Linked DNA regions of Homo sapiens: region 1 is linked to region 2. Evidence: chromatin loops called from intact Hi-C (ENCODE). Cell type or tissue: A673. All regions are shown on one strand. Links, peaks and the distances in the headings refer to the core of each region. The heading gives the core; the rest is flanking DNA.

The links. Peaks named below come from ENCODE experiments on the same cell type or tissue, not always from the same donor. Only the 100,000 strongest peaks of a DNase experiment are listed, where the experiment ranks them.
Region 1: a loop joins it to region 2, with 11 times the contacts of the local background. A loop is called at or near these places in 4 of 110 quality-filtered maps.

What each region holds. Positions count from the first base shown.
Region 1 is chr1:115,238,558-115,253,646 of GRCh38, forward strand. No RefSeq gene overlaps it. Among named protein-coding and RNA genes, the nearest start is that of NGF-AS1, 37 kb to the right of the region's middle. In A673, for the core only: no CTCF peak of the experiment used is centred there; DNase peaks (open chromatin) are centred at 13,054, 13,514 and 14,194; H3K4me3 peaks cover 1,338 bases; H3K27ac peaks cover 2,262 bases.
Region 2 is chr1:115,161,352-115,177,578 of GRCh38, forward strand. No RefSeq gene overlaps it. Among named protein-coding and RNA genes, the nearest start is that of LINC01765, 70 kb to the left of the region's middle. In A673, for the core only: no CTCF peak of the experiment used is centred there; a DNase peak (open chromatin) is centred at 5,580; H3K27ac peaks cover 2,211 bases.

The sequences.
Region 1 (15,089 bases), core at 12,228-14,727, 85 kb after region 2:
AGCCCTACCTCCAAGAGAGAAGTTGAGGGTGGGAACTACCAGAAGATATTGAGTTTACACTGGCCTTTTCAGTCCAGCCCTTTAGATATCTCCCACCTCTGAACCTTTTTTTTTGGAAGTCTTTAGAAATTCTTTATCAGCCCCTTGATTTGACAGACATGAAAGCTTGGGTGCCTGGATTGGCAAGGTCTGCAGAGTAGAAGCAACCTGTCCAAGTTTACACAGCTGTTAATGGCTGAGCTGGGATTAGAGCCATGTGAGATAACGCACCACCTGGGGTTCTCCCCATTTATTCCACATCTGTACTGCCTAGCACGTACTTTTAATCTGTACTTATATATCTTTTATCTCCCCAATAAGACTGCATTCATTTTACACTGATTGAACATTTAATGTGTGCCAGGCACTAGGCTAAGTGCTTTGTGGATATAAAGATGATTAAAATCTGGTTCTTGGATTTAGTGAGCTTCTAATGCCATAAGGGACTTAAGCAGACTCACAGAATAAGTAGAGTGCTGTGAGATCATGGTGGAAGGGAGCATTGTGAGTTCGAGGATCCAAAAAGACTCTACCAGGAAGCATGAACTCTCCAAGGGCAGGGAGAATACCTGACACAACTTGATATTTTTTCCAGAGTCTTGAACAGTGTGCTAGAAGCCAGGAGAGTGAGCTGAGACCTCAGCAGAGCTTACTGTTTTAGAATTTAGAGAACTAGCTAAACCTGTTCTTGATCCCTGCTATGAAGGATGCTAGGGACCAAGACATTTTGCTTTCTCCTTCCTTTCCTTCTCTCTCTCTCTTTTTTTTTCCTCATGCCACTCAATTCTCCTGGGCTCCTCTTCAAAGATTTAATGAAGATTAAAAATTCACTTTGGAGCCAGGATATATCATAAGCTGGGAACAGAGAGGCCAATGAATCACACCAGGACCCCTTGCACTGGCTCTGAGGCTGGACTGCACCCAAAGCTGCCTGCAGGAATGAGAGGAAGTTATGGCATGGAAAGCATTGCATCTTTGGGCCTTCTCTCTGAGGCAGCATGGAAGCATCCACAGCCCAGTCAGGAAATTCAGAGAAAGAAACGAAACTGATGACATGGATATTAGGAACACATTCTTTCCCACTGAGCCTTGCTCCCTGGGGTGCAGGCCTATGGGTTGGTTTGGAACAGAGGCAGCTCTCTGGGTGCCTAGACTGGCAAGAACTGAGATTTGGCCTGAGGCTACATCAGGTTCCAGATTCCAGTGGTGAGCTCCAGGATCCTGTGGGGACAGTCTGCTGTGGACTCTGCCACCAAGGCCAGGCACTCATTAATCTGCACTGGGTATCTGCAACAGGAGCCTGGTCTGAGGTAGGTAAAGGGGTTGGGAAGGACAGAGCCATGAGAGTCATTAGGTTTTAAAAGTCAGCTTTATTCTTCTCTTATTAGGTTGACCTAAGTGCACAAAATCAATTTTCCAAAACTAAGAAGGACTTCATGTTACTGATAGGTTGGTTGGAATACAGAGCCTCTAAAGTTCTTTTCATCTCAGAAATCTGGAATTCCATAAGAAGGACTTTGAAAGAGCCCATGTATCTTCTGCTTTTTCTTTGTCATGATGTTATCATTCTCATTTACTAGCTGGGTGACCTTTGGCTCTTACCTTTTCTAGATGTCCTATCTTCAAATGTAAAATAGGCTTAATACTTTTCTACTGCTCTAGGTTGTCTTGAAAACTACATGAAATAATATATATAAAAGTGCATGGTTAAAATTCACAGGGACTTAATAAACATAAAATGTGTTCTCTTCCTTCCTCTCTGTGCTCACTGTGTTCAATAACTCGGAAGGAGACTGATGCAGGCAAGCATAATAAACCAAAACTAGTCTTATGCAACAGCGAAGTTGCCAGTGAAAATGCATTAAGAAGACCCTCCTTGCCCTACCCCAGACAAAAATTTTATCTCCCAAGTCCTGTGATAATGTCTGTGATAATGCCTGAGGTGGTACCATTAGTCATTGTGTGTGTCAGATGGTCTTATTATACATATTAGTCATTAAAACCTTAGTATAAAATAATTTTAAAATCGGAGCTTCTTAAGCTTGGAGATTATTTTGTCCAACTCTCACCACCCCCCTCAAAGAATTATTTTGGTAAGTCTCCTGATAGTCATCTAGACTCTTCTTGAATGATTCCTATGATAAAGAGCTCACTACTTTATGAGGTAGCCCATTCATTGTGGTACAGCTGAAGTTGATTAGATATTCTTTTTTAAGTTGAAATAAATCTCTCTCCTCAAAATTTTCTGTCTTTGGCCTGAGTTCTGTAAAATAGAGCAAACAGAGGTAAATTTGGTGCCTCATTAATCTGATAGCACTTGAAATCATTAAAAATAGTGATCTTCTCTTTTTCAGTCCCCATCACTTGGTTTATCTGATTTTTTTCTCATGTAATAGAGTTTCTAGATATTTTAGGTTCTTTACAAGCCAAGTCGCTCTTCTCTGAGGATGCCCACATTTTCCAGCATTCTCAACTTATGGCACCTGAACACTACCCCAGGATGGTTCTGACAGTGTAGTGGATGGGAGGTTATAATCTCTACTTGGTCTGGATTTAGGCTGATAGTATTACAGAGGGTTTTTATTTGTTTGTTTAATCAGATTACATGATTGTTTAATATTTAGTGTCTAATAAATTAATACCTCAAGATATTTCTGTAGGAGTTGCTATCAACTTATGCATTCCCGGGATTAGACTATTATATTAAGGAATGTAATGTTTTAATTCTAAATGCAGATAATTTTATTCTTAGTTAAAAGCTCTGTCTCTTCCCCCATTTGTTTCAGGCCATTGCTTTGTCTGTTTACTGGATCTTAACTTGTCAATCCACCCACTAGTGGTTCCTCCCAGCTTTGTGTCATCCGTAATTTTGACTAAGCAGGTCCAGTGACAGAGCCCTTCAGCCCAACACTAAAGGCTTTATTAAAACTGGCACATATCCATCATCCCTGAGTAAGATTGCTGAACTGCAAAATTATTTAATAGTTCTATCATTGAGGCTACAACCTTGAGAATTCCCAAGCTTGGCCATTTCCAGTCATTCAGTTAGTAAGTGAAAGTTTATTTGTTAATCTGGGTGGGGTTCTTAAAATGCATATACTTGGCAGACAATATTAATTGGTTTCTGGATGCCTACAATGCCACCTACCCAGGTGGAGTGATGCAGAAATTATTATTCTAACCCAGGGGCAAAATATTCATTCATTGACTATGAGGAACACTGGGAAATGCACATGAGAAATTATTGACTTGTCTTGATATCTCAGAATGTTAAGGAAGAGCTGACTAGACCTAATTCTGCTAATAAAAGGATTCCTCACCCACCCAAGGATGCCCAATCTTCAAGGGATTCTCTGTTTTCACTTTGTTCCTTTCATCAGCAATTACATGAGCAGCTTCTGCTGTTGTGAGGAACTGCTAAGAAAATCAAGGATTTGGTGATTGGGGAAGGAGGAAGTATTGTCATTGGGAGGAAACCTAAAACTTGGCAAAGGAAGCTTTGAACATTGGCCTTCATGGTGAGAGAAGTGGACCTGGGAGTGAGGCCTGGTATCAGGGATAGGTCAGAGGGAGGAAAGGGATGTGTATATAACTATTTTCCTGAGACCATAGGCTTAGCTTGGTCATCTGGGTTGGTTTTTGCCTCTATCAACTGGTATATATTCTTGTAGGGAGATGAGCATGAAGCAGTCACCACTCTCAAGTTTGATCCAAGATATTTGAAATCCCTCAGCATGCCAGCCTCCTATGGAAACATTTGCCAACTTATCAGGGATGTGGAAGACACAAACTTTGGGTGAAAGCATCATATTTTCACGTAATCTGTGAAGGCCAAGGAAAGGTCTTCTTGTTTAAATGGCATATGGCTTGCAGTTTCTGATACAGCTTCTCAAAATATCCGAAAGATATAAATATTCCTGAAGGACCAGAAAAAAAGACAAAACCCCGTAACACTAAAAATTAGTATTAATGGACAATCTAGTGCTATAATCTAAGAAGAATCTCCTTAATATAAGAAAGATGGAGCTAAATTAGAGGAATAAATCTTGTGTAGGTTTCTCTTTATGGCACAGCCAGGTTTTATTTATTTAACTTCATGAAACATAACACCTAGGGTGCAGGGGGAAGTAATTTCATAAGTCCTTGATGTCTGCTTCATTGACCAGAGGCTGAGGATGTTTACAAACCATAAAACAGGACAACATTCATTTAGGGAATGGGGTAGAGCATTTTGATCTACCTGAAAACTGTTCTTCCACCACTCATTTACCTTCCTCTATTTGTAGGCAGATATAGTCTGGTCAGTTATGAAAATAATATCATTGTATTGGGAAAAGCCAGTGTACTTCTAGAAAATAATTCTGATGACAAAAATGAACAGAAATTGGAGAAAAGAATGGAGGGAAGAGCTGGAGAAACTAGTGGTGGAAAATTTCATTTAAATAGGTGTGGTTCTCATGAGTAAAGTAGGTAGAGTCAGAGAGAAAAACAACATTGATAACAATACATGCTGGAAACTATAGATTTCCTGGAACCATGTTTGTTAAAGGTATTAGAGACTCAAACAATGAGTTTAGGAAAAAATGCCACTGAAGCTGAACTAGATGAAAGTCTGTTAAAAATGGTAGTAACTTGAGCTGTGAATATCAACCTACCCTTTATCTGTTGAACAGAGGAGTCATCCATTAGACTAGGAGTTAGAATGGACTCAAGGACAATTCATATACCCTGCTGTTGGCAAAGACTCATAGTATATAGTCCCTGCCTCATAAGAGGATGAATGAACAGGAGAAATTGTCTATGGAGAGCACTAAAAAATAGTATAAAACAAAGAAAATTTAACATCACTGTGAAAACTCAGAGGAAAGAATTTTTATTTCTAATGACATGAAAGAGACCGGAGAAACCCTCAAAGTTTAGAACACCTAAAAATGTTGGATAATTTATTTAAATGCTTTTCTAAGTTGGTGGGAAAGTAAAATAAATCTTCAAAGCCTGAAAATGACAAGAGAGTTATGGCCTGCATTTGTCATGTGGATCCCTCATGGCCTAGAGCCTAGACTTTAATTAGGCAGAAGATAAAGCCCATGTAAGGTGAGAGTGTAGTCAGATCTGAAACTACTACATTAAGCTGGCATCACTGTAAGGCAGAATCCTCAGTGGTCTATTAGAATAAAACCTCATACCATCGAGATTGCGGGGAACCTTGCCTGTTTGGCTTTGATTCTGGGTGGAGTAAAATAAGGTAAAAGCCTTCTGCAAGAAGTCCTCACCTCAAGCTTACCTCACAGGTATCTGGGACCGAACTCCCCAACAACTCTAAAAGTTAAAAACCAACCTCCAAGCTGAATATTTACTTTAAAGCGGTGTCAGGATTGGTAGTCTACCCAAATCCATGGAAAAATCAAATGAAAATCCTCTGTAGGAATATTTTCAACACACATACACACACACACACACACACACACACACACACACACACACACGGCCATCATGTGCTAGAATCAGAACACACAAACTGCAGAATCAGATGCACAATGCATTAGAATTGTTAAAAATGGAAGTAAATAGGGCATTTAGAAATATAAAAGAGGAGATTATAAGAGTGACTAAAATATTTGAAAAGGAATCAAATAGAAATTCAACATATGGATTAAAGAGGTTAAATAACTGTTTAGAATCACCAAAAGAAAAAATCAGTGAATTGAAAGACAGACTGAAATATTATCCAGATTTTAGTGGAGAGAGCCAAGAAAAAGAAAAACATAAATGGAATATTGGAAAGCATGGAGGTTAGCATAAGGTATGCCATTACCTTAATCAGACTTGCACAAGGAAACATTATAGAGAATGAGTGGTTGTGAAGGATAATATTCAAAGAGATAATGGCTGAGAATTTTCCATCATTAAAAAAATGAAACAATCCTTATATCAGGAAGCCAAAGTAGAATAAATAAAAAGAAAACCACACCTAGACACATCATTGTAAACTGCAGAACAAGAAAGTTCATGAAAATCATAAAGATCATAAAAGCATTCAAAAGAGAAAAAATCAATAAGCTGCAAAAGAATGCCAGTTAGATTCATAATAGACTTTTAAAGAGGAACAATGGAAATCAGAAGACAATAGTATAATGCCTTATAATTGTAAACCTATAAGTATATACCCAGAAAAAATTTCTGACAACAATAAGAATAAAATAAAAACTTCCACAGAAATAAAAACAGAGAGTTTACAATCAATTTATTCTTATATAAAGAAAATTATAAAGGGTGTACTTAAGGTAGAAAGAAAACCAACTAAAAAAGAAGATATAAAATGCAAGAAGAAATAGTGAGCAAAGAAAATAATAAATGTGGGAAAATATAATCATTAACTAAATAAAAGTTATAATAAAATCCAATTTTGGAGAAAAAAACAACATAAAATCAAAATCATGGAGAAAAATACATGTAAACATGGTTGGGGGGTGGAAGGTTGCTGTGATTTAACAGTAAAGTGTTCTAAGCTCTATTTTCAGGGAGATGGTAAAAACTCTTGCTTAACTTTGACTTTGTTAAGTTATATGTACATGTTAAAAGTCTAGGATGACCAATAAAAGAATAGAAATTGTACGAATTTTAAATTAGGCAATGGAAAAAATATAAAGCATAAGAAAAATCCCCTACAAAATTAAATTAATCTAAAAGAAGGCAAAAAAATTAAATGAGCATAGAAGAAATATAACAAATGAAAGCACAAAGTATAACATTTTAAGTACATAAAAAGATATTATGAATTACAATAAATGTCAGTGGACTAAATTCCCCAATGAAAAGTAAAAGGCTGGATTTCAGAAGATAAAAACAAAAGTAACATCTAATTTTATGCTGTTTATAATTGTCAAAAGGAGAAAATTACAACAAATTAATTTAAAGATCTTAATTTGCTGATTTTCATGGTTGTATTGTGGTTATGTAGGAGAATAAGGAAATACAAATTAATGTGCTTAGGCATGATGAGAGCGACAGATTGGCAATTTATTTTTAAATAGTTCAGAAAAAAGTTCTTTGTACAGCACACAGCTTTTCTATAAGTTTGGCATTGTTTAAAAAATATCTTTTAAAAAAAAGAAGAAAGAAGAAAAAGAATGTCCAATAAAATGACAAATATTGAAGCTAGGCAAAGAAGATGCAGCATATGAATAATAGTTTCAAAAGGAGAAGCTCAACAAATACTAAAAGAAATAGAACAAATACTAAAAGCTGTAAAACAGTAAAACTTTTCCAACAAAAAATGAAAATACAAATGGGAAAAACACACATCATGCATTTGAGAATACTCACCCAATATAACCAATACCAAGACATATACAAATATAGACTTTGTATACAAAAATTGAACTTTAAAGAAAAAGAGAAAATCCTTTTGGGATCCAGACAAAAAGATCCTGTGATTTATAAAGAAAAGAAAATTATGGTAACATCAGACTTTTTCACAGAAAAATTTTATGATGGAATAAAAAAAGGAATATCATTTAAGATAGCCTAGGAAAGAAAATATAAACAAAAGCTTTTATATTCAGCAAAACTGACTTTTAAGTAAAAGCAACAAAAACTGTCAACACACAACTCATGGAACATTGCTCTTATGAGCTTTTCCTGAGGATTCTAATAGAGAAAAACTTAAATGATTAGAGAGACATTAACAGAAATGCTGCCACCTGGCCTCTATTTCAGGGTCCTATTATCTTCATTGCTGTCAGCAAGCTAAGTCCTCTAATGGCTTCTTTTACTATCATCCATGGCCTACAGAGGGGAGCCTTCACTTCTTTGCTGGCTATTTCACCAGCACATTCTTTATTGTTTCTGTAAATAATGTGTAACTATGTTCAAGTGGAAAATAATCATCTAGCAGGTCTGCTAGTAGTACATAGCATATCCATCCTAGTATTCCCAATTTCTTGAGATTTCCTGCCCCTACCTCCCCATCCAACTGGATATTAAAAAAAGAAAATCTCTTCACCTACCATCTGTCATGGCAAGTCTGGCATTTTCAACTCTACTCAGTGTGAGCCATTGCTTTTTCAATGTTCCATTAAGCCCTCCTAGTAGGAAGTTTGAATCATCTCTGGGGGCCTTGCCAGTATTTTAAATTCTGTGTCTTATGAGAATGTTCCCAAGTCAATGAATCCTTCTCTATCCAATTATATCTTGAGGCCTCTTGATTAATCGCTCTCAGAATCCAGTCCCAGGAAAGCTTGACTGACTCCTCCTGAAATATGCTGGCTAGTTCTTAAAGTTCCTTTGGTATATAGACCACTTTCTCCCTTACTAGTCCCAGCACACACCGCCCTGGGATTTGTTGCAACTGAACCCTAGATATAGGGCTAGTGAATGGCTAGGAGAGGAGGTGGGATGGTTACTAAAAGGGACACATGTTACTTTCCAGAGAAGAAGATTCCAGGCTCTTTTCCAACAAAAGGATGGGAGGAAGGTAAGGGAGACCATGCTGATTTTTAGGAGTGGGGCTACATATGCAAACTAAGAAGCTTTGGAGAAGTCTTGGTAGTCAAAATACTCAGGGCCTAGATATCTAGATATCCCTATCTCATGTTTCCAGGTTCCAGATTTCTCAAATAGGGGCCCGATCTTGTTAAATCAGACCTACTTTATTGTGCATTTAACCATGTTTGATGTTTAGCCATTCTATTAAGTGATAATGGGAAATGAGAGCTTCTTTGTAAGCACCTAAAGAGGCTCTCCGGCTTTCACAGCAGATTTTCAATTGCATATTATGCTTAGTTATTCCTTACCTTTCTGTAGTGCATCAATGGTGCTTATTTATAGCCATCTAATCCTGCCCTATTTTCTCCATACATATCAAACAACTTGTACATCACCCCTACTACATTCTCTTTCCCTAGTATATTCTCCCAATTCATCACCTAATGGTTTTAATGACTGGACCACCACCTCATGCCAGAGGCCATTGGTACACTGTCTTATCATCAATGATGGGGTTCTCATTGCCAGATAAGCATTGAGTAATCCAGCTTCAAAATATCATTTTATTGCCTGTTTTCTCACACCATTTCTGGTACTAACTGTTGTAGTTTGGATTCTTTAGATGCAGACATTGAGACGGAATTTGGGGCTTAAGATGTTTATTAGGGAATCAACACCTATGAAGGAAAGGGAGAGAAAGCAGGATTGTTGGGTTATCACACAAACCCAACAAAGTCTTAGCCAACTTGGCAAGAAGTCTGGAGCAAGTATTGACTATCAGAGTGTCTGCCATTAGCCCAAAAAGGCCAGGTCTTTATACCCCCTCCTCTCTTAATCACTAGATGAAGACTGCAATAAGAAGAGCATAATCTCAGGAAAGTATCTCTTTGCAGTATCTCAGGAAAGTATCTCAGGAAAGTATCTTTTTGTAGACTCTGAAGTAGCTTCCAAGTGTAGGCTCTCTACTGCTCCAACTTCTTGAAACTGGGCAGAAAGTCCCTCTGTGAAGGAGAATTTGGCAACTCATCTCTGTGGCTACACAATATGTAATGGCATACATTTGACAATGTATGCTTACTATTAGCATAAAAATTGGGCTAGAATAGGAATAGCATATGCAAATATATTTTACAATCATGATTGGTGGTGGCAGTAGTAGTATTATGCTCAGACAGATATGTGTGAAATGTGGATTAAAGCAAATGAATAGTAATGGATATTTTAATTCTATTACCCTTCATGTCCTTGAGGATAAAAACAATTTTTATATATGTATATCTACTGAAAGGCCTAGAGAAAGACTAGGCCAGTATCAATGAACATTGCTAGAACCTAGAATGTAATATTGAATTATCATTTCCTTCGAAAAGATACCAGGGCTTTTTGGAGAAATGACTGATTCAACATTTGGCAAAGGAATGTATTAGATTAGACTAGAATATTTTGTCATGCAAAATAGCAAAGAAAGTAACAAAGACTATTAAAATCATAACGAAAGGACTAAGGAACCAACTTGAAGAGACTCCTTTTGGCCAAAGAAGGGATAAAGAATCAATAAGAATAAGAAAATTGAAATATATTTACATTCTTGTGTTTATAATGATATTTTAAGAACTAATTGGGTGATGATAGAAAATCAATTTGTTATCTTAAAATTAGTAAGAGGAAATAATAAGCATTTATTCTGCCTTCCTAAATGAACTGAATTATTGAGTAACAAAGTAGCAAAATGAGGGAAGAATTTCTTTATAAAGTTCTCCCAGCTAACAAATAAAAACAAAATTATAAAATTAGAAATATCACCATAATCCAACTGCTAATTAATTATTGGATCTGGACAATAAGCAACAATATCACAAGAAGAGAGACAACCAGGCATTGTATGCCTCCTGATGAATAAACGTTACACCACCTGTAGTATTGTGAAAGAGATCAAGCCTAAATCTGATTGAGCCTCTAGATGCAGCTGCCATTTTTTAAAAAATCCAGGGAACAGAGGAATGTGTTGAACTCCACTATGGGCATGCCATAAGCAAAATCCAGACTGTAGGAAACTCTGGGAGTCAAAAGTCTTGGGTTTCAACAGCTAAATTAAAAGAAAAAAGAAAGAAATGGATGAAAAACTGTAGAGTAAAAGAAATGTTAAAGACCTAACTAACAATATTTTTTAAATGGACATGACAGAATGCTATAGTATCTAATGATGCATACTTAGGTGAGAGAAAAAGCCATTAAAAAACATTCTTATGTGATTACCGTAAAAATCAGGATATGGTTACTTTTGTAGGAATAGGGGGTTGAGATTGGGCCAAGACAAATGGAGGGCTCCTGGGTGGCTGGCAAAATTCTATTTTCTTTTTCTACCATAGTGATGGTTCAGGAATGTTGACTAAAATATTTCACTAGTCTATACATTTGTTTATGCCGTTTTATGTATATGTTTTTCATTTTATAGTAAAATGGCTAAACATTTTTAAAAAGTAATAACAATAAAATAGCAACTTTTGAAGTATGGTTAAAGCTGTACCCAGAGGAAAATTTATAGTCTCAAATGTTTACATTAGAAGAGAAGTTAGGTCATAATTAGTAAATTAAGTTAGAAAAAAACAAAACCAAGTCAAATAAAGTAGAATAAGGGAAATCAAGAAGATAGGAACAGAAATTAATGCATTAAAAAACTAAGATAAAAGATCAATGAAGCCCGAGTGGAGACACTGATAAAAATTATAAAATCAATTATAAGATTGATGAAGAAAAGAAGGAGGTATGTCATATATAGATCATAACATATCTATAGAAACAGGAAATATTTAAAAGACAAGAGGGTATAATGAAAAACTTTATACCAATAAAATTGGAAAACATAGGTGAAAGGGAAAAATTCCTGGACTCAACATTATAAAATGTTTTCAAACTTAATCCAAGAAAAATTAGAAAATATGAATGTTTGTATGAACATTTTAAGGAATTAAGTATTGAAAGAGCTTCCTAAAGAGAAAACACCATGCCCAGACTGTTTTCTAAGCAAGTCTTATAAGAATGCCTACTATCACACTTCTATTTAACATTCTTCTAGATGATATACCTAGCAAATAAAACAAGAATTATAAATGAAATTTATAAGATTTGAATAGGAAAAAAATGAAAAAAATAAAAATGTAGTTTATAGATATGGTTTTCAATACAAAAAACTAAAATAATCTGCAAATAAATAACTAAAATTTAGAGATTCATGTTTGTCAGATATCAATGTATAAATACAAATGTCTATATATAAATAGAAAAGTCTATGGTGTGTCTATATAATGGCAGTATTTTACATTTATATTGAGTTTGAGGGATTCCAATTAATAGCATCTATTTTCCCAGCCTGAGTTCTGAACCAGACAAAACATAGAGATACAGAAAAACTAAACAAATAACCCGATTAAAAATGGACAAAGGACTTGAATAGACTTTTTTTTAAAGAAAACATACAAATGGCCAACAGGTATATAAACTCAATATCACTAATTATCTGGGAAACCAAATGTAAGCCACAGTGAGATATCATGTCACACCTGTTAGGATGGCTATTGTTAAAAGTCAAAAGATAGTATGTGTTGGTGAGAATGTGGAAAAAAGTGAACCCTTGTATACCGTTAGTGAGAATGTAAATTGATACAGCCATTATGAGAACAGTAACATTCCTCGAAAAATTAAATATAGAACTACCTTATAATCCAGCAATCCCACTTCTGGGTATCTATCCAAAGGAAATAAATCAGTATCTTGAAGATATATCTGCCCTTTCATGTTCTTTGCAGCATTATTCACAACAGCCAACATATGGAAACAACCTAAGTGTCCATCAATAGATGACTGGATAAAGAAAATCACACACACACACACACACACACACACACACTTCAGCCTTGAAAAAAATATATTGTTGGCTGGGCGTGGTGGCTCACGCCTGTAATCCCAGCATTTTGGGAGGCCGAGGCGGGTGGATCACCCTCGGCCAAGAGGTCAAGAGATCAAGACCATCCTGGCCAACATGGTGAAACCCTGTCTCTACTAAAAATACAAAAATTAGCCAGGTGCGGTGGCACGTGCCTGTAGTCCCAGCTACTCAGGAGGCTGAGGCAGGAGAATCATTTGAACCTGGGAGGTGGAGGTTGCACTGAGCTGAGATCGTGCCACTGTACTCCAGCCTGAAGACAGAGCAAGACTCTGTCTCAAAAAAAAAAAAAAAAAAAAAAAGATATTGTACTGTTTGTAACAACATGGATGAAGCTTGAGGACATTATGCTAAGTGAAATAAGCCAGACACAGAAAGACAAATACTGCATGACCTCACTTAACATGTGGAAACTAAAAATAATTTGAGCTCATAGTGACAGAGAGTAGAATGGTGGTTACCAGGAGCTGTAGGGTGGGGGAAAAGAGGAGGTATTCATTAAAGGATACAAACCTTCAGTTATAAGTTAAATAAGTACTGGAGACCTAATGCAGGAAACGTGGTGAGTATAGTTACTAATAATGTGTCATGTACATGAAATTTGCTAAAAGAATACATCTTAAGTGTTCTTACCACTCACACATACACACACAGACACACACACAATGGTAACCACGTGATGTGATGGATATGTTAATTAGCTTGATTGTAGTAATCATTTGACAATGTATACATATACTAAAATGTCACATTTTATACCATAAATATATAGAATTTTTATTTATCAATCTTACCTAAATAAAACTGAAAAAAAAAGAACAGGTAGATAGAGGCTGAAATACTTTTATTACCAAAAACATTGATTTTGGAGAATGTCGCTAATATTTATGCAAAAGAGAGATTCATAATCCTGAATTCCAGAACCAGACAGCCTTATCCAGTGAGTCACCAGCAGCATATGAACACCAGATGCTGGTGTTTCTGCATCTCCTGTAAAGGAGGGGTTGTTTCTGTTAGGTTTTCTGCATGGCTTAGAGTAATCAAGACCACATATTCTCATAGACAGAGCAGCTCCTAAGAGGAAGGAAAGAGGAAATGCCTGGGCATGAAAGCCAAGTTTATCCCTTCAAATCATTAATCAGATTATGTTGCTTCTTCTCCCCCAGGGCCAGAGTGAGTGAGGGGCAGAGACAACCAGGATTGTTTCAGGGGTGAAGCTCCCTCCACGTGGAAGAGAATATTTGGAGTAGGGAAGGATTTCCTACCTCCTAGTCAAAAAAGAATTTGTAATATCACTCCCCCTCAAAAAGGCTGGCCCCTAGGAATAGATTTTAAAAAACATATGCAAGATTTTTATGGAGAGAGGTATAAAAATTTACTGAAAGATATTAAAGACAACCTAAATAAATACAGACATATCATGGTCACAGACAGGAAGACTGACCATTGTAAAAGTTATTAATTTTCCCCAAATCAATCCACAGGTTCAATATAATTCTAATAAAATTCTGAAGTAAGATTGTGAAGAATTTGACTATTTTTAAAGTTTATATGGATGATCAAAATGCAGTACACAATATACTCCCAGAGAAAAATGTTAGATAGGAAGACTTGCTCTACCAAATCAAGTCTTATTTCAAGCTATCATAATTAAAAGTGTGGTTTGAGTGCAGAGATAGGAAGAAAGCCCAATGGAACAGAATAGAGCCCAAAGACAGACGCATACATAACTGATGAAAGCCATTACAGGAAGAGCTGGCATTGACGATAAGCTGGGAAAAGACTAACCATTTAACAGATGACATTAAGACAACTGCTCGTCTATGTGGGGGAAAAACTGGATCCCTGCCACAGACACACATTCTAAATAAGTGTAAGGATTCCACTGAAAAAGGAAAACTACAAAATGTTTAATGAAAAATATAGAAAATAGCTTTTAATTTTGGGAGTGGGAAAGAATGCCTTAAACAATATTCATATGAGGAAATCCTTATAAAATTAGATTATAAATTTGACTGCATCATAATCAAAAACTTCTTTCTTTCAAAAGACACCATAAAGAAAAGAGATAAGCCCCAAATTGTTAGAAAATAGTTGCAACATATTAACTAATAAATAATTAATATCTATTATAGAACAAAACTCTGTGAATTAATAAGAAAAAGAAACATGGGCCAAACATATGAACAAGCCTTTCGCAGAGAAGAAATAGGACTGGTTAATAAATGTGAAAAGATGTTCAACTACATAAGTAATATCACAATTGGGTAGCACTTATATCTTCTATATTTTCAAAAACTAACAAATCTTACAATACTAAGTATTTGGAGAATGTGGAACAAAAAAAATATTCCTACACTGCTGGCTGGAGTATAAATTGCCTTAAGCATGTGGGAAAACCATTTGGCATTCCTTGGTATTGTTGAAGACGTGAATGTCCTGTGATATAGGAATTCTACACCAAAGTATCTTTCCTAGAGAACTTGCACAGGTGCCCCAGGAAACATGAACAAGACTATGATTGCAGCATTGTTTGCAACAGCAAAAATGGAAATAATGCCAGTCCATCAACACTAGAATGGGTAAATAAATCATAGTACACTTATGTAATGAAATATTA
Region 2 (16,227 bases), core at 4,491-6,990:
AATCACCTTCTAAGATCCCGTCTCTTAATACTATCACATTTCATCTTAGGTTCCGATATATGAATTTTAAGTGGGGGACATACCCTCAAACCATAGAAGTTTGTAAAGTGCCTGTTCAAATTTCATGCGCACTTATCTATTGGGCTATTTTTTAAATTCTGAATGTAAACCCTTAGTCAGTTACATAAATTGCTAATACTTTCTTCCACTTTAAGTTTTAGATTTTAGTGGATTTTATCAATCTTTTTCTTTATGGTTGATGCTTGTTTTCCTCCTGTTTAAGAAGTACATTCTTCCTCACAGTCATGAAAATATTATTATATTAATATTTAGAATCTTTATTTTGCTTTTCGTGTTTAAAGTTATATTCTTCTTGGAATTGATTTCTTTATATGGTGTGAGATAAGAGTTAAGTTTATTTTTTTCCATGTGGATATCCAGTCAACTCAGTACCAGTTATTAAAAATATCATATTTTTTCCAGTACATTGCACTGCCATCTTTGTCACAAATCAAGTGTTCCTAGATGTGGGGGTTTTGGAAGTGCTATTTTATTCCATTTGTCTTGTTTGTTTATGCTTGCACAAATACTACTCTTAATTTTTGTGGTTTTATAGTGCATTTGATATTTGAGGAAAAATTTTCCCCATTTGTTTGTCTTTGTCAAGCGTCTTTGTTATCCTTGGTTTTTGTATTTCCATACATGTTTTAAAATTAGCTTGTTAAGTTCCACCAAAAAAATTCCTACTGAGGCTGGGCGCAGTGGCTCACGCCTGTAATCCCAGCACTTTGGGAGGCTGAGGTGGGCGGATCAGGTGGTCAGGAGTTCGAGACCAGCCTGGCCAACATGGCGAAACCCTGTCTCTACTAAAAATACAAAAATTAGCTGGGTTTGGTGGCAGGTGCCTGTAATCCCAGTTACTCAGGAGGCTGAGACAGGACTCAGGAGGCAGAGGTTGCAGTGAGCCAAGATTGTGCCATTGCACTCCAGCCTGGGCAACAAGAGCAAGACTCTGTCTCCAGAAAAAAAAAAAAATTCTACTGAAATTTTTATTGGAACTATGTCGAATTTACAGATCAGTTGCAGAGACTGATAACTTTACAATATTTGTTTTTCCAAGCCATCGAACATGGATTATTATTCCATTTATTTAGGTCTTCTTCAATTGATCGCAATGATGATTTATATCTTTCTCTGTGAAAGGCTTGCCCATTTTTTATTAGAATAATTTCGGGGTATCTAATATTTTTAATGGTTTCATAAATGGCACCCCCTTTTAAATTGAGGTTTAATTTGTAAACAGTAAAATGCATAGATCTTAAGTATGCAGTTTGATGGGATTTTGACAATAGTGTACATTTATGTATACTAGATATGTGTAAGATATATAAATTTTCATGACCCCTGAAAGATTTCTTCTCTTTCTTTGAGTCAATCCCTCCTCCCTCCCTCCTCAGAGGTAACCACTGTTCTATGTTCTTATTTCTTTCACTATAGATTAGTTTTGCCATTCAAAATGTCATAGAAGTGAAATCATGCAGTATGGACTCTGTTGTGTCTGGCTTCTTCAATTCAGCATAAATCTTGAGGTTCACCTATATTATTGTATGTATCAGTAGTTCTATCTTGTATTTTGCTTAGTAGTGTTCAGTTGCATAGATGTCCTACAATTTGTTTTTACATTCTCCTATTGATGAAAATATGGATTGTTTCTAGTTTTTGGCTATTAGAAATAAAGCTTCACTGAACATTCTCGTATAAGTCTTTGTGTGGACATATGTTTTCACTTCTTGTGGGAAAACACCTAGAGATGGAATAGCTGGGTCATAGGTAGGTGTATATTTAACTTTATCAGAAACTACCATATGTATTTCCAAAGTGAATATACCATTTGACATTCCCACCAGCAATATTTGAAGTTTATTTGTTACATATCCTCACCAATATTTGGTATTGTAATTGTTTTTAATTTTAGTCATTCCAGTGGACGTGTTGATATCTTATCATGGTTTTAATTTTGTTTCTCTGATGGCTAATGATCTTGAGTATCTTTTCATGTACTTACTAATCATTTACAGATCATCATTTGTCAAGTATATATTCAAATCTTTTGCCCATTTAAAGAAAAATGGATTGTTTATATTTTTATTGTTGAGTTGCAAGTGTATCAAAAATATATTCTTAACATGTCCTTTGTCAGAAGTTGTGAATATTTCCTTTCAGTCTGTCTTGCTTTTCATTTTTTTCATAGTGCCTTTTGATGAGCAGAAGTTTTTAAATTTTGCTATAATTAATTTATCAAGTTTTGTCTTTTATAATTACTACTTTCTGAGTCCTATCTTTTTTTAGTTATCTAACCAAAGATTGCAAAGCTTTTCTCCTATGTTGTCTTCCAAAAGCTTTATAGTTTTAGCTTTTGCATTTAGTTATGTAATCCATCTATAATCCATTTTATGTATGGGTTGAGGTTCTTTTTTTCAGCTATAGTAGGCGATCTTTCTAGCACCATTTGTTAAAAAGATTTCCCTTTCCTCATTCATCTGTTTTGGCACATTGGTAAAATATTAATTGACCATATAACATGGGTCTATTTTTGGACTCTGCTTATTCTATTGATCTAGTTGACTATCTGTTTATCTTTATGCTACAACACTGTCTTAATCACAGTGGGTTTATAATAAGTCTTGAAGTCATGTAGAGTAAGTTCTCAGAGTTTGTTTTTTCGAAGATTGTTTTGATTATTAATGTTTCCATATAGATTTTAGAATCAGCTTGTCAATTTCTAAAAAAAAAATGTCTTTGAGGATTTTCATTGAGATTGTGTTAAATATACAGGTCAATCTAAGGAAACTGACAAAATATTGAGTCTTTTAAACCATGAACATGGTATACTTCTGTATTTATTTAAAACTTCATTACTTTCTTTCAGTAATGTACAATAGTTTTTTATATGGGACTCTTCCACATGTGGCTTCAAATTTATCTTTGAATGTGTTATGTTTTTGATGCCATTATCAATAATACTTATGATTTCATTTTCCATTTGTTTTGCTAGAACTAAAAATACAACATATTTTAAAAATATTTTGAGCTTATTTATTAATTTGTTATCTACTGCTGTGTAACAAATTACCTCAAAACTTAGCAGCTTAAAAAAATACAACTATTTATAATCTCACAGTTTCTGTGGGTCAGAAATCCAGGAATGACTTAGCTGGCTCAAACTCTCTCATGAGTGGCAGTCAACTGTTGGCCAAGGCTGCAGTTGAATCACAGATTCAACAGGGGCTACAGAATATTCTTTCAAGGTCACTCACATGGCTGTTGGCAGGAGGCTGTAGTTCCTTATCATGTAGTCATCTGCATAAGACTACACGTGACATGGCAGCTGGACTTCCCTGGAGTAAATGATCTGAGAAAGAGAGAGGAAGATAGAGTACCCAAGGCAGAAGTTGCATAACCTAATCTCAGAAATGATATGCTATCATACCTACCCTATACTTAGCCAGACAAACTTTGGTACAATATGGAAGAGGGCCACAAAAGGATGTGAATGCCTGGAAGTGGGAACCATCCTGGAATATCCTGGAGTCCAGCTACCATAGTCTGTTCTCCAGCCCCCAATAACTCATATCTCTCCCACATGCAAAATGTACTCGTCCCATCCCCAGACCCAAAAAAAATTTATCCCGTTACAAAATCAGCTCAGAGTTCAGAATTTCGTCTTCTAAATCAGGTCCAGGTCCTCAGACATAGTTCCCTCAGCACAACTCCATGAGTACAGTTCTTCTCAGTTTGTAGACCAATGAACTTAGGAAACAAGTTATCTGTCCCCTGCACACCCAACATACAATGGTGCCATAGGTAGAGGACAGCCAACATAGACACTCCTGTTTAAAAAGGGAGAAACTGAGGCACAAAAGAATCACTGGTTCATATCAGTTCTGAAATCCAGATAAATGTTGTAAGTTCTATTAGAACTCAATCCTACTTCTGCCTGAAAATTACTCTATAGTTCTTGGTATTGTTCTCTAGATTCTTGGTTCCCTTTTGAATCATCCTTCCTTTCATTATTCATGAAAGGTGTAATGTATTTGCAGCTGACTGATTTTATTTTCAGCCTATTTCTCGCTTATGGAAGTTGGAGGATTCAAAAGTTTCTTTTCATTTTATACCATCTCTGTCACTTTCAATCTGTGTCATGAGTATACCCGGTGATATAAGTCTCTCAAAATCTCTGTGGTCCTCCTGTGAATCTCACTGGGGTTTGCTTCATTAGACAAATTTACACCTACAGATATCTTTGAGATAAATCCTCTCCACGTAAATCTTCTTTTGAGAAGGGTGAGGAACTTAAGCTTTTTAGAACCCTTATTATTTTATATATAGGTGCTGTGAAGCAAAATTTAAAGTCTTTAGCAGGTATTTTGTCTGAGTTAACATATTCTGAAAAACCACCTTTTAACTTAAAAAAGCTTCTAAAAAAGGATTTTATAGTTACACCCTTGGCTTCATCTTTAGAACATTGTTTCTAGAGGGTGTCCTGGATTTGACCTTTGCTTGGGAGCAATTTCTTAATTTTAGTATTGTCTGCCATCTGGAGAGCCTTTGAATCTTCACAACCAGCCAGATCCCATCTTCTTTTGGTTTAATAGTGCTTTCCTTAGCTTCTCTCTCTCCTTTCACATATTAATATAAGCAGCCACAAGAAACCAGATGGCACCCTCAACACTCTGGCTGGAAATCTTAGCTAAATTTTCTACCTTTCACATTACTGCAGGAGACAGTGCTGCTAAACTTTCTGCCATGGCATAACAAGGAGCTCCTGTCTTCAAATTTCCAAGATTTTCCTTTTTTTTTTTTTTTTAAGACCTCACAAACAACCTCTTTAAAGTCTAATTTTACTAACCGCGTGTTCGAGGCAATTTAGGATTTCATTAATGTTTTCCTTAAAGTCCGTATAGCCATTCCATCTTCTGCTCACTGTCTGGTTCAAATGCCAATCCTACATTTTAGATTTTTGTTGTGCTAGCACCCCATTTCCAGGCACTAAAATTTGTATCCGTAGATATAGTAGAAAGTAGACATTTTTAGATTATTAAATGGTGAGTCATTTGACCCACCAAGAAAAAACATATAAAGGAGAGATGCCTTGGCATATACTGCTTCTTTCAATGGATGGTCATCTGGTTCCATCTAGAGTCCCTGAGGTAGTGTGAACCAGACCTGCAAAACTCTAGTGGCCTTGGGAGGAGTTGATGATAAACACATAAGGAAAAATCTAGGTCAGTGCTAAGTGTTTAAGAACACACTCACACACACACACACACACATACACACACACAGAAAGAGAGAGAGAGAGAAACCTAAACTGATCTCATATTACAGATGAGGAAGCTGTGATTCAGAAGGGTAAAGTGACTTGTCCAAGGTCACCATGGCCAATTAATAGTTGAGACAGGAATAAAACCAGTTCTTTTAATTTTCTCCAGTGTTCTTTCCAGGTACCATATGGCCTCAGGCTCCCATCATGTTGCATGCCTTCAACAAAGCATCTCTGCCTGAGAGGTCTCAGTGGCAATGCATGGGAAGAAAACAAAGGGAAGAATGTTGGAGTTTCCTGTTAGAATTTCCTGTTAGAATATTTTACATTCTGAAGTAAGTCAGCTTACTAATGCTTGGACAACTAATGGTGCTCATGGGAACCTTTCCATTGAGAGTCTGAAGATCTGAGAAATTCACTATGACATCTTCAGATACAGAGGTTGATCCCTGGCTCCTTCTCTTGTCTTTGTTTTGGTTTCAGCAGTGATGAAGCAGGAATCTTTAAAAACAGTTTTAATTTTCTTGTTTACTTTTTTCTTTGGAAATAAACTTTTCAGCCCATGTTAACAACAACAACAACAAAAAACTGGATTCTGGACAATTTGGTTCAACTGCCTCGATGAATGGTCGTAAGTGAAAATCAGCCAGTGAACTCCTAGCAGCTCCTGACTTAGAGTTCCAGCTGCCCACTGGACTTTAGGACCCTGGCTCATGGACACCTCAAAATCAACATCTTCCTAACTCAACTTGTTATCTTTCTTTCTTTACCTGCTCCCACTCTTGCATTTTTAAATGCAAGAAAAAAGTGTTGAAAACTTTATTTTCAACGAAAAAATAACCAAGAAAATTAAAACTGTTTTTGAAGATCCATGCTTGTATTTTAGTTGCCCAATACAGAACTTTGGAATTTTCCCTTTTACTTAGACCAAATTCTTTAGAATCTAATTCAGAAAATATTTCTTGAATCTACCCTTTCTTTATATCCCTACTGCTACTACCCTTTTTATGTCTCATTTTGTGCATTCACCTATGAATGGTGTTTATTGCATGCCTATACTATGTAGCACAGGCAATCTGCTCTGTGCTAGGATACAAAGGTGAACAGGACATGATACTTGGGTGCAAGAAACTTAACTCTGTGTGAGGGGTAAAGAAGGAGACAAAAACAAATAATGATGGCAAAATATGATCTTTTTTACATATGCCATTTTTCTCCTGAGCCATTGCAATAGATCTTGACCTCTTTCTGCCTTCTTTCTCTCCCTCTTTATCCATTCTCTTCATTGCTAGCAGAATTACCTTCCTAAAATACAGACTGGATCATGATCACAGTCATCTTTGCCTCCCTGTTGCCTAAAGAATGAAAGCTGTAGTCCTCAGTATGTTGGTTAAGGCCTTTACAAGCAGGCCCAAATCTACCCGTCCACCTCTCCATTCTCTCCCCTTTAGCATTGAACACTATGCTTTAGCCACATATAGACTGCTAGTAGGTCTCCAGTATGCCTCATAAACTCTCACATATCTGCCTTTTATTTTCCTGTCCCTTTAGTCTTGAATGCCCTTCAAATCTCATTCACCCTCTGGCTAGTTCTTACTCATCTTCCAACTCTTACTCATCATTTAAGACTCACCTTCCTCAACTTCCCTACCCCGAGGCAGAATTAATTACATCCTCCTTTTATATACCATAATTATATAATTTATTTCATTATATTATAGATAATTTATAGACGCCGAATACCCTCTTACCACCTACCATAGTTGTCAATATATGTTGAATGATTAAAAAATATAAAATATTGAAAATATACAGTGCACCACTGTAGGAGGTGTTCTTATTTTTACTGGTAATGCCATTGTGAAAAAATAAAAATACTCAGAGTCCCCAAGTGCCTTTCCAGGGTAATAAAAATTCCTGCATTTGGAAATCAAAGGAAGTTTCCATGTCTTTTTTTACCCTGTCTCTTTCACGTAAAGTTTGGGGATACAGGTTGAGACATTTCTGTTAGGTTATACTGAGTTTACGAGGTATAAGATGGGACCAAATGACCTCAAGGATTCCCATCAGAGAAGTACGCAGTGGTGAGAGCGGATTCCTCAGGGATGTGGAGGTCAGGAGAAAGTCCCACTTTCACTTCATGGATGCGGCTGAAGTTCTTTCACAATCTGTTTCATGGTGCTGGTGGTGAGGTATATGCGAATGTGTGTGTGGCAATACTTGGAGATAGTTTGAAACTTAGACATGACATGACCTCGACGTGACTCACTAGTTGCTGTCAGCGCATCTTCCCTAATAACTTGATGAGTAAGTGGCAAAATATCTGGCCTAAGCTCTTTTTCCTACCAAACCCTGCTTTGAGAATGCAAACAAGATGCTTCAGAAAAGAATACGCTCCACATTCAATTAGATAAAGATTTCTCATACATTTGGGAAAAATCACTCAGAAAATTTTCAGCCCTCATTGCAGATTAATCCCCAGAATTTCGTTTTATAGACTATCCACTATTTCAAAACATTTCCCACAGGGAATTCTATCAATGGGTAGTAAGTCTCCAGAAGGTTACAGATAGGAGCTGGAATTCTCTCCTTTTTTTTTTTTTTTTTTTTTTTTTTTTTTTTTTTTTAAAAACTAAATTTCCAAGAACTAGACCAGATGATCCCTAGACGTGGTTTAGTGTTTTGTGTTTTCAGGCTTTTAGTATGTTGGTGCTGGAAGGGACTTAAGGGAACATCTGGTTCAGGCCCCTCACTTTACAAATGGTATCAGGAAAGTTAATGGCTTTTTAAGGTCATCTAGTGTATCAGGAGTGGAGCTAGGACTAGGACTCTCAGGCCCTCTAACCCCTAGCCAATGGATCATCTTTCCTCCATGCCAAGTTAGACACAAGGCAAATTGCTACACAAGATGAAGAGAAATTTTAAAGAAATACAGGCCTTTCAACACCTTGAGTATGGATGTGTACCACTGTTTTCCTGAGACCTGAACTTCACTGTAGGACCACCTCTCAAAGGGAGACTTATAAGAGACTTCTGCTGCCAGCCCTTGTCTTGCACATCATCTTAGAGGACCTGGAGATGTTGATGTGGATAATGGATCAATATTTAACTTATTTAACTTAGATTTTAGGGGCAGGTTAATTCAATGAACTTAATTGGTATTTGCTCTGTCCTCCCATAACAAACAAGAATCTCTAGCGCATCTCCAACTTTCAGCCTCCTTTATCCCTTAATCATTAAAAACTGCTTTCTACTCCCCTGTGAGTGAGTCCTGCTTCCCTCTCTTTCTATCCAGTTCAGGCCCACTCCCACCCTTGCTGCTCCTCAATGGGATGCTTCACCTGAGCCCATGGAGCCCCAGTTCTATTAACGACATATTCCCCTTAACCTTTCCCTAAAGCCCTTTTTCTGCTTCCTTACCACAACAGACTTGCCTTTTCCCTGGATACTGTTCTTGCAATCTTCTTCCACAGAGATTTTCCTTCTTCCATTCCCAGTGGAATAAGGAGGGTGGGTAGAGTGAGTTTCTTCATTTCTTTCAAATTGTGCCCATCAGTCATCCTCAGGCAATCTCAATACATTTACTTTTATTTTGAAGTTTATCAGTGGCTCACTAAGCCTTCTCTAGGAGTCTATTTTTTCCTGTCTCTTTAAACCTTGAACAAATACCTCCACTTCCTCAGGCTTTGTAGATAGCCTCAGTCTTTCTTTTGGAGAACACTGAGGCTTTTCCTTCTATTTCAAAGTTTTGATGTATTTTCACCCTTTAAAAAAGTCTTTCCTCCTGTTTCAGAGAAAAAAGCCAAAACTTTAAGGCCAACTTCCCCATGGTTCCTGGATTCTTGCCCCTTCTTTCTCTTGGACATCAAGACCCACATCTCTGAATTGCATATCTTGGTATTTTCTTTTCACTGCATTCAAACTTTCCTCCCCCATGTGCAACGGAATTATCTAAGGTATTTCAAAATGCAGTATCTTTAGTCTCTTCCAAAAGAGTGCTGTACAGCTAGTGCTCTATCCCCAGTGGCTAAATAAAATTCTTTGGATCTTGTTCCTTTATCCAGATTCAAAGATTTGGATTATAGGTTTCAGGTTCCAAGGTAATTCTTAAGCACAATAAATGTGAGCCTAGAATCATGTGCAGACTTCTCTTACAAAAAATAATCATTCTGTATTAGCTACCTATTGCTGTATAATGAATTATCCTACAATTTGGTGGCTTAAAACAACACTAATTATCTCAGTTTTCTATAGGTCAGGAGACAGCATGTGGCTAAGCCAAGTTCTCTGCTTCCAGGTGTCTCACAGCAGCAGAGTGCTGGCTGTGGTGGCTGTCCTTGTCAAGGCTCAATGAGGGAAGGATCCGCTTCCAAGCACATTCATGTGGTCTGGCAGCTCTCAGTTCCTTGTGGGCTGCTGGTCTGAGGGCCTTATTTCTTTGATGGTTGTTGGCTGAAGGTCATTCTCAATTCCTTACCATATGGGCCTCTCCTTAGGGGAGCTCATAACATGGCAGCTTGCTTCATCTGAGTGAGTAAAACTGAGAAAAATTAGAGAAATGGGGAAAGAAGGAGAGCGCAATCAGACAAAAGTCATGGTCTTTCATAACCCAGTCTCAGACATGTCATCTCATTCATTTTGCCATGTTCTATTTATTAGAAGTGAATCACTAGGTCTGGCCCATACACAAGGGGAGGAGATTAAACAAAGATGTGAGCATTGGGAGGAGGATTATTGGGATCGTTTTAGATGCTGACTGTCATATACCTCAACCCCAAAATCTTTTCTTTAAATGCTGCCCATTTAAGTCGTCAACCTAGTTTTCTCCTTATATTTAGCACTCAGCTTTCTCTGGAGAAGAATATGAACTGGTAGCCTTCACTCCTAACCACATACTCTCTCCTGAACCTATCCCATTGCGGCTTCCACTCTCACCACTTTGCATCACGATTTTCTTGATTCTAAGTGAACTCCTGACTGCCAAGTTCTTCTTTCCTCCTCCTCTATCTGGTCTCTTTCAGCATTGGATTGCCCCTTTTTTCTTAAGATTCTCTCCTCTTTGGCCTCCATGATATTCACCTTTGTCTACTCTTCTACTGACTCCTGCCCCACAATTTTGACCAGTTATTACACTATTCTGTACATATTATTTGTATGTGAATAGGACATATTATCTGAGGGAGATCCAAAAAGTTTTGGGAACAGCTCAATATTTCATGGGGACAGAGAAATGACAGGTCTACTAGGCCTGTTTGGAAAGACAGTAAGAGAGAAATAAGATTGCTTTAAAAATGCACATTATCACCTGTCAAGGAGACTTGATCAAATTCAGTGTGGTACTCTGGATGGGATTCTGGAAGAGGAAAAAGACGCTAGGTAAAAACTAATGAAATATGAACAAAGTAGGCACTTTACTTAACAATAAGTAATCAATATTGTTTCATTAATAACAAATGTACCATACTCATGTAAGATGTTAAAAATTGGAGAACTTGAGTGTGAGGTATATAAGAACTCTGTACTCTGTTCATAGTTTTTCTGTTAATCTAAAGCTGTTATAAAATTAAAAGTTTATTTTTTAAAATGTGTCTTAACAAGTTCCACTCTTTGTGTGGAAAGGTCACTCTAGTATTATGGGCATTTACATATTTGTCTCATGTCTCTACAAGATCCTCCCTTCAGGTTTGTGATCACCTTTGTAATCCTTAGAACTAAGCCCAGGGCATTGCATGGTCTGCAAGTAATTGTTGAATGAATGAGTGAATGAGTGAATGATTGTGAAATACCAGAGTGAACTCTTGGACAGGACGTTCTGTAAGGACATAATTAACCTGATTGAAGCCAAGGATAATGGGAATGATTTACTGGCCTTTGTCTTCAGTTCATTCGGTTCAACCAAACCTCTAAAGTGGCCTGTTTCCACTTTCTTCTTCAAATTACATGTTCCTGCTCTGTTTTTATCTCTGTCACTTCCTTTTCTTTCTTTCCTTTTTTTCTCTCTATTATTGTTTCTTTTACTGTGGTGCACTTTCCACTCATTTTGACCCAAACAATAGTTATCCTTCTTAATGTGTTGTGGTCTAGTGGAAAGCTTCTTGAGCGTCAGTGATGAGCTCAGATTGAAGGACATGGAGAAAAAGACATTTGGCTGTGGATGCATGCCACCCAGGTAATCAAGATCCTGGATCCAGCTCTGTGGCACTTCCCATGGAACTACTCAAAATTGACTTGTCTTTACTAGCATTAGACAATTAGACTTAATCCCCAAATTTCATCTTTTTGGAACAATTGTTTTGATTTCCATTAGCTACAGTTTTAGTGTTTGCTCATGGATATGGTTGTCAAATAGAGAGGAAAGTCTCTTCTTTAATGATCACTCATGGAGCTCCCATCTCCACATGATACCAAACATTTGTGTATTTAGAAATATCTGGATGATTGGCCACATTTTTCTGCTTCTTTCTCCTTCTCCTCTTTCTCCAAGCACATTCTCTTCTCCTTCTCTTCCATCCTCTCCTCCTCCTCCTCCTGTTTCTTCACCTCTAGATAAATGGCTTGCTTATTCATGGACTTGGGTTTTCCTGGACCTTGCTAAGTGTCCTCTTTCTGTTTCTTTCTTCATGAGTCAAACAAACAAACAAAACATACCATCCTCTGTAAAGGAAGCTAGTGCTATTGGCTAATGCTCAAAAGGATGGATGGGGGTCAGCTGGTTTCTAGTGGCTTTAATCGGCTGTCCAGGGTTTAAGTCCAGTCTGTTACATGAGAACAAATGCAGTTAATTAGACCACAAGGTTTTGACTTTGACCACACTATTTTCTGATCCTCTGACTTAACTGGTTATAGATTACAATTTTAAAATGCTTGTATTTTTATAGTGCTTTATGGTCTTCAAGAACTGTATCTCAGTCTCACAGTCTTTAGACATCATTCTTGCAGGAATCCTAGTTCTCAGGTTTTCAATCCAGCATGGTACTGGGTGGAAAGTGTCACTGTAGCATACTGGCTGTTGGGAGAGAACTAAGCTTGGAGTGGGCTTCCTTGGACTGTGTTTCAGAGTGATGAAGGCTAACTATAAGGCCCAGGAAGGAATTTATGACCCTTCATGGAAGCAGGGACTGCATCTGCCCTTTTAATGCTCTATCCTGGTACCCAGAACAGTGCATGGCAGCAAGTATGCACCCAGAGAAAGTTGGCACATCTCTTATTCTTGTTGGAGGTGAGAGCAGGAAGCTAAAATGGGCAGAAGGTGTAGTTTACTCTCATCATCCACGTCCCAAAATATAGGCTTTGGTCAGCAGTCTTGGGGAAATTGTTGTTCCCAAATTGCTTCTATCTGTAGGAGAGGGATGGGCTTGGCTCCATTCCCACATCCCTTCTTATGTTGACAAGGTGATGAGTTGTTAATTAGATTAGCCACAATCCTAGACATAGAGCCACATTTACCAGTGGACCAGATTTGAAGGACAACAAACTGGTGTGTTTGCCAACCCACACATGTTTGTGGGGGCTCATCTTGTGGTTTTCCATGACTGGCCAGAAGGTGGTAAGACCCTTAAGCCATCGGACTGAACCAGGAAGCTCTGCAGTGGAGTTTCAGGCCCAAACCCATTTAAATGGTTATGTAGTGGTATGTTGGTTTTCTCTTTGCCATTTTTCCTCATGTTCACATCTTTCCTGGAAACTCACAAAAAGGAGGGGTGGCTGAGTCAAAGCAGGTCTTGGATACTCCTTGGGCAGGACTCCCCTCCCAACTAAGAGCTCTCAACCTCACCCAGGTTTCTAATGGAATCACTATTGGAGGTGCTATTCTCCCACTGCTCTGTAGTGTCGCTTTAACCTGATACAAACATCAGTCACCAATGAACACCTCTGTGTGTAGAAGATCTCACAGAATATTCGTCCACTTATTCTCTCCTTTTCCTCCCATCTCCAGGCTTGTCTGCTGTAGCTTCTGGAAATAAGCAGTCTATTAGTTTCCTGTGGCTCCTGTAGGAAATTGCCACAAACTTGGTGGCTTAAAAACAGTTTTTATTTCACAGTTCTGGAACCTGGAAGTCCAAAATCAAGGTATTGGCAGGGCTGTGCTCCCTCCAGAGGCTCTGAGGGGAGCATCCCTCCATGCCTCCTGAGATTCTGGTGGCTGCCAGCATTCCTTGGCTTGTGTTCACATCACTCCAATCTTTGCCTCTATCTTCACATGCCATCCCCTCTCCAGTGGGTGTCAAATATCTTTCTGCCTCCCTCTCAAATATATATAGTGATGACAATTAGGGCCCACCTAGATCATCCAGGATGATCTCTCCATTTCAAGATCTTTGACTTAGTCACATCTTCAAAGATTCTTTTTCCAAATAAGGTAATATTTATAGGTTCTAGGGACCAGGACCTGCTAACTTTGGGGCCCCCTATTCAGCCCACTACAAGAAGACTCTAGAATTTTGCTTTCACTTCTTTTTCTGTATAAATGCCCTTATATAAAGAGAGCAGCATGTCCACAACTAAATTTCTTTGAACAGGCTAAGCCCCCAGGTTTTGTTCTTGGGTATGGTGCTAGAAATGCCTTGCTAAAGGACAAGTGGCCTCTCACTTCTTCCAGTTGTTGCAACTTATTCTAAATTATAATAGAACACACAACTTTTAGCTGTGACCGCAGGACTTCCATGCAGGGTCTACATTACACCAACATCTGGATGAAAAGCAAAAAACAAACAAACAGAAAAACCCCAGCCAATTAACCAGATGCTTCTTTCCAAGCATCTAGATGTTTGGCTCTTGTATTTGGGATGCGGGAAACTTCACAGGCAGTCCTGAGTAAAGAAGAGGCAAGTTTCCCTTCACCCAGATGGGACAGGACTGAGGGAGATGATGGGGCCAGTCTTCTGGGGGGGGGGGCAGGGTTGTTGGTGGTCTGGAGTTGAAGGCCCACCTTCAGCAGTGGGTGAGATGAAAGGGAAGAAGGTGAAACTTCTGAATTGTGTCCAGGAACTTGGAGTGGAGGTGGACTCTGTGGAGAATGAAGACAGAACTAGCTGCAAATGTGAGCTCCTGGCCCCTCTGAGCAGCCATATTAAAGATCAAAGGGACAAAGCCTGTGCATTCCAGATGGAATCAGGCAGCAAAGCACAGCTACGAAAGCATTCTTGGCTGTCATACCCTCGAGTGCCATGAGCAGGCTCTTTGCTCAGCACTCTGTTCTACCTACTGAGTCAAGAAAGCTCCTTTTAGTCTTCACAGGGTCAGGGATGTGGCAGGGAAGATTTTCAGTGCAATCAAAACAAGATGCTTCAGTGCAGTGGCTCCTCTCTGCTTCCCTGGGGACAACTGGGGGCCTTTGGGAATAGGAGAATGGGGTGGGGGAACTCGGTCTCCTTGGTTTCTGGCCTTTTGAGAGCAATTTAGCCAATTCATATTTAGGCCAGGTCTTTTTGAACAGTCACCTGGTTGACAGCCCATTTTCTCTTTGGGGACTTTCTGAGAGCTCAAGATTCCAGGCTCCTGGTCAGAGTGTGCTTGACCAAAGGAGGGCAGAGAAGTTGTTTGGGTCTGAGCCTCCAGGCCTTTTTTTTCTGGGATGATGGTGTGATTTCTCCTTGTCTCAAATGACAGCAACTTCTATTACCCCCCCCTCCCTGCCCACAGTCGCTAGCTTGGATGTTAGATTGGCTAGCATATGCAGGCCATGTCAACTTGGTAATAGCTCAGCCAAAGCTAACATCCAGATGGGCCACTGGCATCAGTGTAACTGGGTATTAAGAGATAAGCTCTGAACTTAGTGGCTCTGCCATTTACTAGCTGTGTGACCTTGGACCTTGGCTTCTTCCTCTGAAATGTGTGATGATAATGCCCACCTGTTAAACTATTTGGGAGGACTACATGAGATAAATTTTGTAAAGCACTAGCTCTGTGGCTGGACTATAAATATGATGCTCAATAAATGCTATTTTTATTGATTGTAAAAGTACTTCTCAGAGAAAGCCCATTTTTTCCTCTTTTTTGTGCTTCCCTCCACTTGCCTTCCTTCTAGGATTCTACATCTAGGAACCAAAAATTAGAGGGAGAGAAAGAGAGAGAGAGAGAGAGAGAGAGAGAGACACCATGACACCACAGATTCTTCCAGGGGCCCTCTCACCCTGGCTGGAAGCTTATTTGTAAAGCAGTTTTGGGTCACCCATGCTCTGAGGCAATTAATTATTTTTAGAAATTTCTAAATTCCAACTAAAGAAAAAAATATGAACCACCATTATGGTTCCCAGGTAGAGTTAAATCCAACTGGTGTGTTAATATGTCTTTCCTACAAAAAGTCGTGGTGCCAGATCTTTGGATCAAGCTGCTGCATATTCTCTTCACTCTCCACCTTTATCTTACCCTATCTCCTTCCTGAGGCTCAGGTTTCCAGTTTTTCTGATACGTCAAACTTATTCTTCACATGTGGGTCATGCCTATCTGATTTTGGAAATCCTAATGAAGCAGAATCCCTTGTTCATAGTAGGTGCTCAGTGAAATTAGGTTAAATAGTTTAGCTTGTTTTCAAGGCAGCCTATGAGTTTTGTTAGCAAGCTTCTTTCTTCATGACAGGAAGGATGTGCTCATGACTATCTGTAAAGTTAGTGCGTGATTGCCCAGGTGGGGTGGTTTAGAGGTGCAAGTAAAGGCCCCCCACTTATATATAGAGCCCACCTTCACCTGCCAGCTAGAATAGATGGTGTATGAGCTTTAGAGTCCACATCCTGGCTTCCAAAACCAGCTCCACTGTGCACTGTGTGGCCTTGGGCAGGCTCATACCCTGAGAACCTTGGTTACCCCATCTATAAAATAAAGATAGTAATATATATCTCAAGGGTGCTGATAAAGCTTAAATGGAACAAAGTAATGTATATGCCTGAACATAAGTGAGAATTTAT